2 separate regions of the Homo sapiens genome follow, and region 1 is linked to region 2. Evidence: chromatin contacts called from ENCODE Hi-C or POLR2A ChIA-PET data. All regions are on one chromosome and are shown on one strand. The core of a region is the stretch at or near the end of the contact, and the rest is flanking DNA. Distances in the headings are between cores, read along the strand shown.

Region 1 (5,265 bases), core at 2,345-4,844, 220 kb before region 2:
TAAAAATTCAGTAAGACAGTTCTCTTTGTTTAGGGAAAAAACTTACAATTTCTGTAATAACCAGTTCTTAAGAATTAAAATGGACTTCAAAAAACAACCCTGCCATTACTGAAATAACACTGTGGTAGAAACAGAATCCACATGAAATAAGATAATTGCATGTTTATAGATAATCATGCTTGTACCTAACCAGTGTTTATGGATTAAAGACCACACAGACAAAGCTGCCAGATATTTATGTCATATCCTTTCCTGAGCCTAACTCCACTACACCAGATAAACCCCTTGGGATCTTTCTCACTTCTAATAAGCAACTGAAACAGCCACAGATGAAGTTACTATTCCCAACTTCATCAGCAGCATCTGTTTTCAACGGAAACTTTTGAAATACACACAATGCCACATTCAAATCCCCTGAGGGCTAAGCCACTTTATTCACTTACATTCTTCTGAAACTGCTCCCTTTTTCTGTCTTGGTTTTCTCAAATTTATACTTTTCAATTATAACATTGGTCACAAAACTGTTTTAGTCATTAAAATTTTTCACTGTATAAGTGGCAATAGTTTAAATAAAACACATTTTAATAGCAGAATTTGCAAGTAAAGCATCAAAATGTTCATCTTATTTTAAATCATATTAAATTTACCAGAAACAATTTTTTATTTTTAACATGTGTGTAAAAGAAATGGGGATTTCTTTTTTTAGAGGTAGAGGAGGAAGAAGAAAGAGGAAATAAATACAGGTGCTTAGCAGAGGGTCATATAGAGCTTTCGCTAAGTTATTAGTCATATTAAGGCCTTTGTCTATGGAGAGAGAGAGAGAAGGCCTCATCTCCCATTACCTCTGTCCCAAACGTTCAGTCAGTGAACCACCTGGCTTACAAAATATTTATTCAGAAATTTAAAATGACCCTCAAATCATACTAAGAAACAAGAAAGAAAGGGAAAATGTATCAACAGAAACAGTCAATATAACAAGATTATGGAAGTTGTTTTTTCTTCCTTTAAATATACTGACTATGGATGCCTGTTCCCCACCTCCAACTGTCCACAAAAGGCAAAAAGAAAATATACCATATGTATATTTACAATATCTGTAAAATGACAAGCATAAATAAAACCCATTTAAATCTAATCAAGAAGCTACTTTTAAAAAGGTTTCTAGGGAAGATTTAAAGGCTGTATAAAAGTTTCTATCTATCTGCTGATAGCTAGCAATCTGGAAGCTACATTCTTTCAGTTATCCTATTATTTCTTTTAACATTTCCTTGTCTACTTCCTGACTCCTTTTTTTCTCCAGTGTCTGGTTCTCTGCTTACTTGTTCCTTGGTGAAACAAATCCAGAACAATTTGCTTTTTTCCTATAATTTTTTTTAGGTCAGATTTGCTTCACATCTTCCTCCAGACCTTAGATCAAACATGTTCAGGCTCACACTTCAAACTGTTTACAGGATATATCACAAATGTTTATATTACATTCATTGCAAGCTATAACATATCCAAAGCACAACCTACCATTCCAACTCCACTTGAAATGGGCATAAATACCTTCTCCCCTATTGTTATGAGTGCCTCAAAACAGGTTTGTTTGCATCTTAACCTAATATTTCACTCCCATTGTCCAATCAGAATAGGTCTTAAAATTCCACATTATATTCCTTTAAAATGTCTTTCCAAGCCAGTACTTTGGTTCCCCCTTCCAGTCATTACAGTTGTTCATCACCTGAGATCTAAGACTGTTTTCCCTGTGCCTTCAATTTCATTTGATACATACCAGCGAGATTCTCTCTAAATCCAGTTTCATATTTTACTATTAATTTTTATCAAAGCAATACACATGGTTTTTAAAAACTCTAAAAATACTAAAATACCATGTAAGAAACAATACCAGTTCTCTCCTCCTTATGCCAGCTCCCATTCCCAAGAGGCAACCACTTACACCTCTTGCTATTTCTTTTGGTATTTACTTGAATATTTCTAAATCATGTTCATTCTGTTTTTTTTTAATGGATTTATCTATCTAATTTCTAAATTCATAATAAAAGAGGATTTAATTATCTTATAACACCCTATCTGAATTTCTTCTCCCTCCATCCTCAGGTTAAATTTATATTCAATTTATATAATGACTATGTAGTGAATGAAGTACATTATTTTTCTTCTTACACAACATTTTAATTTTTCTGAATTTAATAGCAGTTTAGTTGTTTCATTTACTTGGCCTAAAAAGTCTACCTACTACCCTACCAGCCACCAGTACTTCATCTCTCCAAGTTTAGTCATCTTCACATCTCTAGTGCCTTTTCATTATATTCCTGCTCCTTTATACTAGGAAAAATAGTTTTCACCATTCACTATCTGGGTCCAATGGGACCTTTTAATAAACTAAGTCATTTCATAATTTATAGAAGAATAAAGAGATAATGAAAAATAATTTTATAAGACATTTTAATGAGACTATAAAGACAGCAAACGCATATTATTCCATAAACATACCTGAAATATGCAACATGTGGAATGCAACTACTCATCAATTATCATGCATGAACCTAGATTACATCTGTTTAAAAATACTCATATCAGATTTTAAATATATTTCTTCTTTGCTTAATAACTGTAAAACATGGCCAGGCGCAGTGGCTCACGCCTGTAATCCCAGCAGTTTGGGAGGCCAAGGCAGGCGGATCACCTGAGGTCGGGAGTTCGAGACCAGCCTGACCAACATGGAGAAACCACGTCTCTACTAAAAATACAAAATTAGCCGGGTATGGTGGCACATGCCTGTAATCCTAGCTACTCGGGAGGCTGAGGCAGGAGAATCACTGGAACCCAGGAGGTGAAGGTTGCGGTGAGCCAAGATTGCACCATTGCACTCCAGCCTGGGCAACAAGAGAAAACTCCATCTCAAAAAGCAAAATTCCATCTCAAAAAAACAAAAACAAAAACAAAAAAACTGTAAAACATTTTCACTTTTAGATTCATAAGCAACAATCAGAATGATCAATTGAAAAAAAATTTTTCATTTCTATATCATCTATTTCCTTCTAATCGCCCCTGCATATATACCTGTCTACAGCATTTGCCCATTTGATAGAAACCAGATGAAGTAAATTTAGATGCACAAATATCATAAAATATAAAAAAAATCACATGTCCTTATCAAAGCAGGATGATTCAGATTCCTGTCATATATTGTGTGATGAACAATGTTCTGTTGAATGAGTAACTATGAGAATACTCTGCTTTTTTTTTTTACACAGAAATACATCATTCACTTATCAGTTCTTGAGTTTTAGAAAAAACATCTACCAATATCCACTGAAAAATCGTAGTCTGAGAATTACTTAAAAGATGAAGTTCATTACATCATTAGGTTCTAGTACCTAGACTACGTGTTTCTTTGCATTCATCTTCTGATTCATCTAAAAATTGTGAAAACATGTTTTGTCAATTTCCTATTTGCCATTTTGTGTGGAAAATATAAAATTGTGAATTCTCAGCCTTGTTCAATGAAAGTGAAAGAAGATTATAAAGACAGTGTGTCTCCAGACTTCTACTGCACATTCTTGAAAGATAATGCAATACTTTAGGCAGCACAATAATAAAAGTGAAGGATGATGTAACAGTGATGATTCATGTCACTCCTGCATTATCCTTCTAGGCAATTTCATCATTCTTCTGTTTTTTTAAAAAATTAATAATTTAGTCTTTTTCAGTACAACTGGAAATAATGAATAAGTAATGATAAAATTATTCCTAGGATGATGAAACAGTATAGTTTTTCAAGATATGGCAGGAGGCCATGAAGTATCTTAGATTTATAAAAGGGTCCAATGTACCCACACAGTAATTCTGAAACAGAATTAGTTTTATTGTGAAGAAAAGTAAAACTCTTCTCTAGTCTTTGGAAGACGTTTAAGAAAGAATCAAAGTATGTACTATCAATTCCTTTTTTTTGGAGACAGAGTCTCACTCTGTCGCTCTGGCTGGAGTACAACAGCCCCATCTCAACTCACTGCAACCTCCATCCGCCTCCCGGGTGCAAACAATCCTCCCATCTCAGCCCTCCAAGTAGCTGGTACTACTGCGACATGCCACCACACTTGGCTAACTTTAGTATTTTTTGTACAGATGGGGATTTGCTACGTTGCCCAGGCTGGTCTTGAACTCCTGGGCTTAAGTGATTCACCCGCCTTGGTCTCCAAAAGTGCTGGGATTACAGGCATGAGCCACTGCACCTGGCCTCAATTCTTACAAATAGTTAGAAACACTCAAAATAAAAAAAAATTTTCAAACTAAAATTGGGTCCAATAAACCTGACGGTATATTCAGGGTTAAACTAAACATTACAATTATTCCCAATATTTACCATTCGTTTATTATTCAACAAATATTAACTCAGTTACTATCATTTGCAAGCACTATTCTAGATGCTTGGGATATACATATCAATGAACAAAATAGACATTGCTTTCCTTGATAGAACTTATCGTCTAGTGGGAAAGTGAAACAATTAAAAACCAAACATATTAAATATGTAAATGATGTACATTAGAGAGGCATAAGAGCTTTGGAAAAAAGAAAAAGTAGAGCAGGGTAATGGAAATTGGGTACGGGTTATAATTTTACATAGGGTAGACAGAATACCCTTCACTGACATTTAAGCAACAACTTAAAGGAGATGGAAGAATTAGCCATGTACTTCTGCGGTAAGAGCATTCTAGGCAGTAGGCACAGCCAAAGCAAAGTTCTTAAGGCAAAAATATTCCTGATGTGTTTAAGGAACCGGAGACAGGCCAGTATGGCTAGAGTGCAGAAAATGAAGGGAATGTGAAGATAAGAGTACAGAGGTATTAGTTTATGAAGGGCTTTGTAGGCCATTATAAGGATTTTGACTTTTACTCTGAGTGAAACAAAAACTCGTAAGAGTAATATGATTTGACTTATAACTCAAAGAATCACTCCACTGAGAAGAAAAAATAGATGGGAAGGGCAAGTATAGAAGCAAGGAGATCAGTTAGAATGTTACTGCAATAATTCAGTCCAAAAAAGATAGTACCTCTGACCAGGGTGGAGTAGTGGGTATGCTGAGAAGTAGAGGAATTCTGAATATAATCTGGAGGTAAAGCTAATAAGATTTGTTGAAGAACTGGATATGAAAGTAAAAGAGGCCAGGCGTGGTGACTCATGCCTGTAATCCCAGCACTTTGGGAGGCCGAGGCGGGCAGATCACGAAGTCAGTAGTTCGAGACCAGCCGGGCCAAC
Region 2 (4,864 bases), core at 79-2,578:
ACCTCAGCCTCTCTCCACATACACAGCATTTCTCTTTCTAATTGAAGCTGTCTCTACTCCCCATTTCTCCTTTTTTTCTTTTCTTTTCTTTTCTTTTTTTTTTTTTTTTCGACACAGTATCTCACTCTGTCACTCAGGCTGGAGTGCAGTGGTGTAAACACAGCTCACTGGCACCTCAACCTCCTGGGCTCAAGAGATCTTCCCACCTGAGCCTCCCAGGAAGCTGGGACTACAGGCGTGCATCACCACACTGCACCTGGCTAATTTAAAACTATAAACATTTTGTAGAGATGGGATCTCGCCGTGTTAACCAGGCTGGTCTTGAATTCCTGTCTCAAGCAGTCCTCCCGCCTCAGTGTGAACCACAGTGCCCAGCCCCTACTTCTTGAAATCATGGGTGACAGCATGCACAAATATCCTGAAGTCTTTCTTACAGAGTATTTTCTAAAGAGACCAACATTTATTTGAGAAGGGAAGCACCTGTTCTTCCCACGGCAGTGGTAGTAGGACAACAATGCGCAGCTGAATTGGGATGAGGGGCCAGGACAAAGCAGAAATCTGCTGCAGAGAGCAGGAAAGATATTCTGTAGCAGGATCTGGGCAAGCGGCACTCATCCATATCCTTTGCATTGCAAAGAGAGGAGCTACCTCCTTCCTTTTTATTTTCCAGTTTATTGGTGGCTCCTAGAACCTCTGAGAACTAACTGATTTTGACCTCTTAACAGTTGCCTTTCAACTACCATTCATTTACTGCAAGCCTACTGTGTAACAGGCCCTTGCTAACCACTTCAGATATATTGTCTCTTGTCCAGCTTCAAGTGACTCTCTTAGGGAGGGATTAGCCTCACCTCACTAGTATGGAAATGGAGACTTGGAGTAATCAAGTGACTTGCTCTGAATTACACAGCTGGGAAGTGGTGAAGCTGGAATTCAACTCAAGTTATGTCTAGATCTAAAACTCATGCTCTTTTCTATGCTCAAAGCTGCATATCAAAACTGAACTTTAGCATGGAGTCTATGATGACTGGCTCATGTCTCTCCACCCAGCACCTAGCCCAAGGCCAAGCACAGAGAAGGCTCACAGTGGACACTTTTGGAATGAGTAGATTTTTTATGGAATGGTTGGTAAATGAAGGCCTGGGCACGGTGTGAACAGTGTTGTGGGACAGCAGAGGAGGGGGTAGTGGCTGATTAGGGGACGTGGAGAAGCCTCTGCAGAGGAACAGAAATGAGTGAGGCCTGGAGAAATAAGTAGTCAGACAAAGACGGACAATTCAGCATTCTCACAGCAAAGACCACTAACAGGCAATTCACAGAACAGGAAACCCAAAGGCCGTGAATAGGTGCTCTGCATCACTAACAGTCAGAAAAATGCAAATTATCTCATGCACAGTAGATGAGAATACAAACTGGAAAAGTGTGTTAGGAGAGCTATTTAATAGCATCTATCACAATTATAAATGAGGTATGTTCTTAAATGTGTGTACAAACATTGTGATAGAAAAAATGGAAATATTCATTAGTAGGGAACAAACTAAACAAGAACACATTTATACCATTTAAAAATATTATGCCACGTTTGGCTGGGCACAGTGGCTCACACCTGTAATCCTAACACTTTGGGAGGCTGAGGAGGGCAGATTGCCTGAGCCCAGGAGTTTGAGACAAGCCTGGGCAACATAGCCAGAGGCAGTCTCTAGGGGAAAAAAAAAAATATATATATATATATATGTGTATATATATATATATATATATATATATATGCACACACATATGTGGCATATGTATATATATGTATATATATGTATATATATGTGTGTGTATATATATATACACATATGTGGCATATATATACATATATATATGCCATTTTTAAAAGAATAAAGGGAATCTGCATGCACTGACATGGAAAGATTGCCAAAGACGTACACTTAAATGAAAAAAGGTAAATTGCAGAGCAGTAAGGATATAGTGTTCTCATTTTATTATGTTTTTAAAGGGTACAAGTGTGCCTGTGTATAGATATGTGTGTATATAAGTGCATAGACAAAATACTAGATGAATACCAATCGTTAACAGTGGTTATTTACCTCTTAGGAGGGGAGTAGGAATGGAGGAGATTGAAGAATGACTTTCACTTTAAAAAGTGAGATGTGATTCATTGAGAAAAACAGCACATTACTTCTATGGCATTCACATCAAAAGTGCGTAACTTGAATATAACCATGAGGTACACTCTAAAAATACTGGACTTATCTCTTCAAAACTGTCAGTGGCAGGAAATGCAAAGAAAGACCGAGGAACTGTACCGCATTAAAGGAACAATTGGCAACATCCAGATCTAGGTTAGAGGACAGTACTGCATTAACATTATTTCCCCAATTTTTATATTTACATTGTGGTTATGTAAGAGAATGTCTTGGTTTTATTTTTCAGGTCGAGCACACTGAACTACCTGGAGTAAAGGGGCATCATGTCTGAAACTGATGCTTAAGTGGCTCAGAAAAAAAATTCTGGGAGCTAGAGGGAGAGAGAGACAGAGGAGTGTGGTAAAAAGTTAACATTTTGGGGATCTGCGTAAAGGTATATGAGGATTCTTTGTACAGATTTTGCAATTTTTCTCCAAATGTGAAATTATGTCAAAATATAAAATTAAAAGACAAAATTAAAAGAATGAATGAGAGTTTGCTAGGTAGAGAAGCAGGGGGATCTTCTGGCAAAGGAACAGGATAAGCAAAAGCATCACAAGTGTGCGAGTCTTCTGTGTTGACAAACAAGCCCTGACTCTGAATATCCAGGACTAGCATGGTGTGGGGAGACGGGGATTAGACGTATGATGAGCAGCATAACCCACAAATGGACACATTTCCCTGCTACCTAAGATTGGAAGTAAAGACTTTAGGCCTACATTATACCCAGCCTCAAGAGTTGCAAGACATAACATGAGTTCTCATGGCGGCTCAGTCTTTGCATTGGCAGTGTCTCTTCATCCAGTGACTGTGTGGAACAATGGAAGCCCTAGAATCATGGCTGAAAGGGACATCTAGTCCAACTCTCTCATTTTGCAGAAGGGACAACTAAGATGCAAAATGAAGAGATTTGCAAGGCCCCAGCAAAGGTTAGTGTTAAAACTGGCCTGCAGGCCGGGTGTGGTGGCTCACACCTATAATCCCAGCACTTTGGGAGGCCTAGGAGGGTGGATCACCTGAGATCAGGAGTTTGAGACCAGCCTGCCCAACAAGGTGAAACCCTGTCTCTACTAAAAACACAAAAATTAGCCAGGTGTGGTGGCACACGCCTGTAATCCCAGCTACTGGGGAGGCTAAGGCAGGAGAATCGCTTGAACCCAGGAGGTGGAGGTTGCAGTGAGCCGAGATTGTGCCACTGCACTCCAGCCTGGGCAACAAGATCGAAACTCCGTCTCAAAAGAAAAAACTGGCCTACATTTCACAATCCATCACTCTTTCTATTTGCACCAACGTCTAAATGATAAGGGAGAAGAAATAGAAGGCTAGCAAGGGAAGTGACTGAATGTTAAAGTTTGGATGTTTTTTATTTGCACAAACTTAGTGTCTGTACAATTTTAAAAGTAAACAATATAGATACCAATGTTATTGTAGAAACTGTTGTCACTTAAGCCAATAGCTTCCAACTGGTAAGTGATATTCAATTCAGGCTCCTAGGTCTGAAGCAGCAATCAAGGTGATTCTCAGGAATTCTCAATGACATTGGTACCCATCTGGATTTGTTGAAAAGTTTAACATCCTTTTGTATTATTCATGATTTTGCAGTTCTTCAAATTGCAAAGTGATGGAGAGAGCACACAATTTTCAACCAGCCTATGAAATCGTTCTTGAAAATGTGGAAATTCATAGAGATGGCTTTTAATTTTTCTTGGAGACCGCCTTTCCTTATGAAATAATGAAATTTAAAAATATATATTATAAATTAAACTACATACATGATAATATTCTCATTACAATAAAATCCTAGGGATAAGGAACTAGTATTGCAAGGGCACCATTCCCGTTTTTTATTATTATTCCTAGTTGGAATTTTATTCCTCAAGGCTTAGCTCTAAGTGACTATATAATGAATACTGACTGGCAAAACTATTGGGATTCTAATTTAAGAATCATCAGATTCTGCACAAGAAATCTTGAAGCATGTCATCAGTAACATGTGGAGAAGCTGCCTAAAAAGGCATGCCTTTCTTTTAAATGTCCATGAGCCCTGGATCCACAGATTATGAGACATGAAGGATCACGCATGCTCAAACAGGGCTTATTTAGGTGTCATCTATAGAGGGGCTGCTCTCTTCAGCTGCCCGTCCCGGACCCGGGAATTATGTCTACAGTTTTCAGTTTCGACATGTCTTTGCGGCAATGCTACCATGAATTATTTTACTTGGGACTTTAGATTAACCACAAAAGAAACTAATTGAAAATAACTAAGATCATTCTGTCATGTGAGCCACAGTTGACTACAGTCAACTTAAGCACAATTATATATGATAAACTATAGACGTGATACTTTGTGTTTCAACCATTATTATCCATTGTTTCTTACTCAACTGGTGAAACCATTAGCAATATGGGGCTTTAAAAGGACTGTCTCTGTGATATCCTCTTCCTCTGCCTCCCTTCGGGATCTGATATTCTTCTATGGTTGACTGACGAGTCTGCATATGGGTGTTGTATTTCTTATATCACACCTATTAATTGCAGAAGTTTCTGTCTCCCTATCCCCAATACCTCAAACTTCCTGTTTCCTGTACAGTCTTCAACAACTCTATCTGCATGGCTCTAGCAATCCCTGTTCTTACTTGCTATGGACAGATCTGTTAAAATCCTGGAACTGCCAC

Evidence for each region. Hi-C counts contacts between places; a loop is a spot of excess contacts on that map. ChIA-PET counts read pairs that join two places held with the same protein, here RNA polymerase II (POLR2A). Pooled maps may share reads with other maps.
Region 1: a map with no recorded cell type shows a loop between it and region 2 (2.0-fold over the local background). The contact joins two enhancer-like sites. A Hi-C loop is called at or near these places in 8 of 168 maps with a recorded cell type or tissue (CD4-positive, alpha-beta memory T cell, CD8-positive, alpha-beta T cell, Caco-2 and 4 more), 18 of 37 single-sample maps with no recorded cell type and 14 of 50 pooled maps. POLR2A ChIA-PET finds 5 or more read pairs at or near these places in 11 of 52 experiments (AG04449, CD4-positive, alpha-beta T cell, GM12878 and 7 more).

What each region holds. Positions count from the first base shown.
Region 1 is chr9:37,289,353-37,294,617 of GRCh38, reverse strand. All of the region lies in intron 2 of ZCCHC7 (zinc finger CCHC-type containing 7), which reads right to left. Among named protein-coding and RNA genes, the nearest start is that of LINC01627, 100 kb to the left of the region's middle. Within about 2 kb of position 3,594, at least 8 of the 41 ENCODE cell types and tissues checked have a DNase peak (open chromatin) inside an H3K27ac peak, as active enhancers do; they include OCI-LY7, where a contact is called at or near this core.
Region 2 is chr9:37,071,440-37,076,303 of GRCh38, reverse strand. No RefSeq gene overlaps it. Among named protein-coding and RNA genes, the nearest start is that of PAX5, 40 kb to the right of the region's middle. Within about 2 kb of position 1,328, at least 3 of the 41 ENCODE cell types and tissues checked have a DNase peak (open chromatin) inside an H3K27ac peak, as active enhancers do; they include OCI-LY7, where a contact is called at or near this core.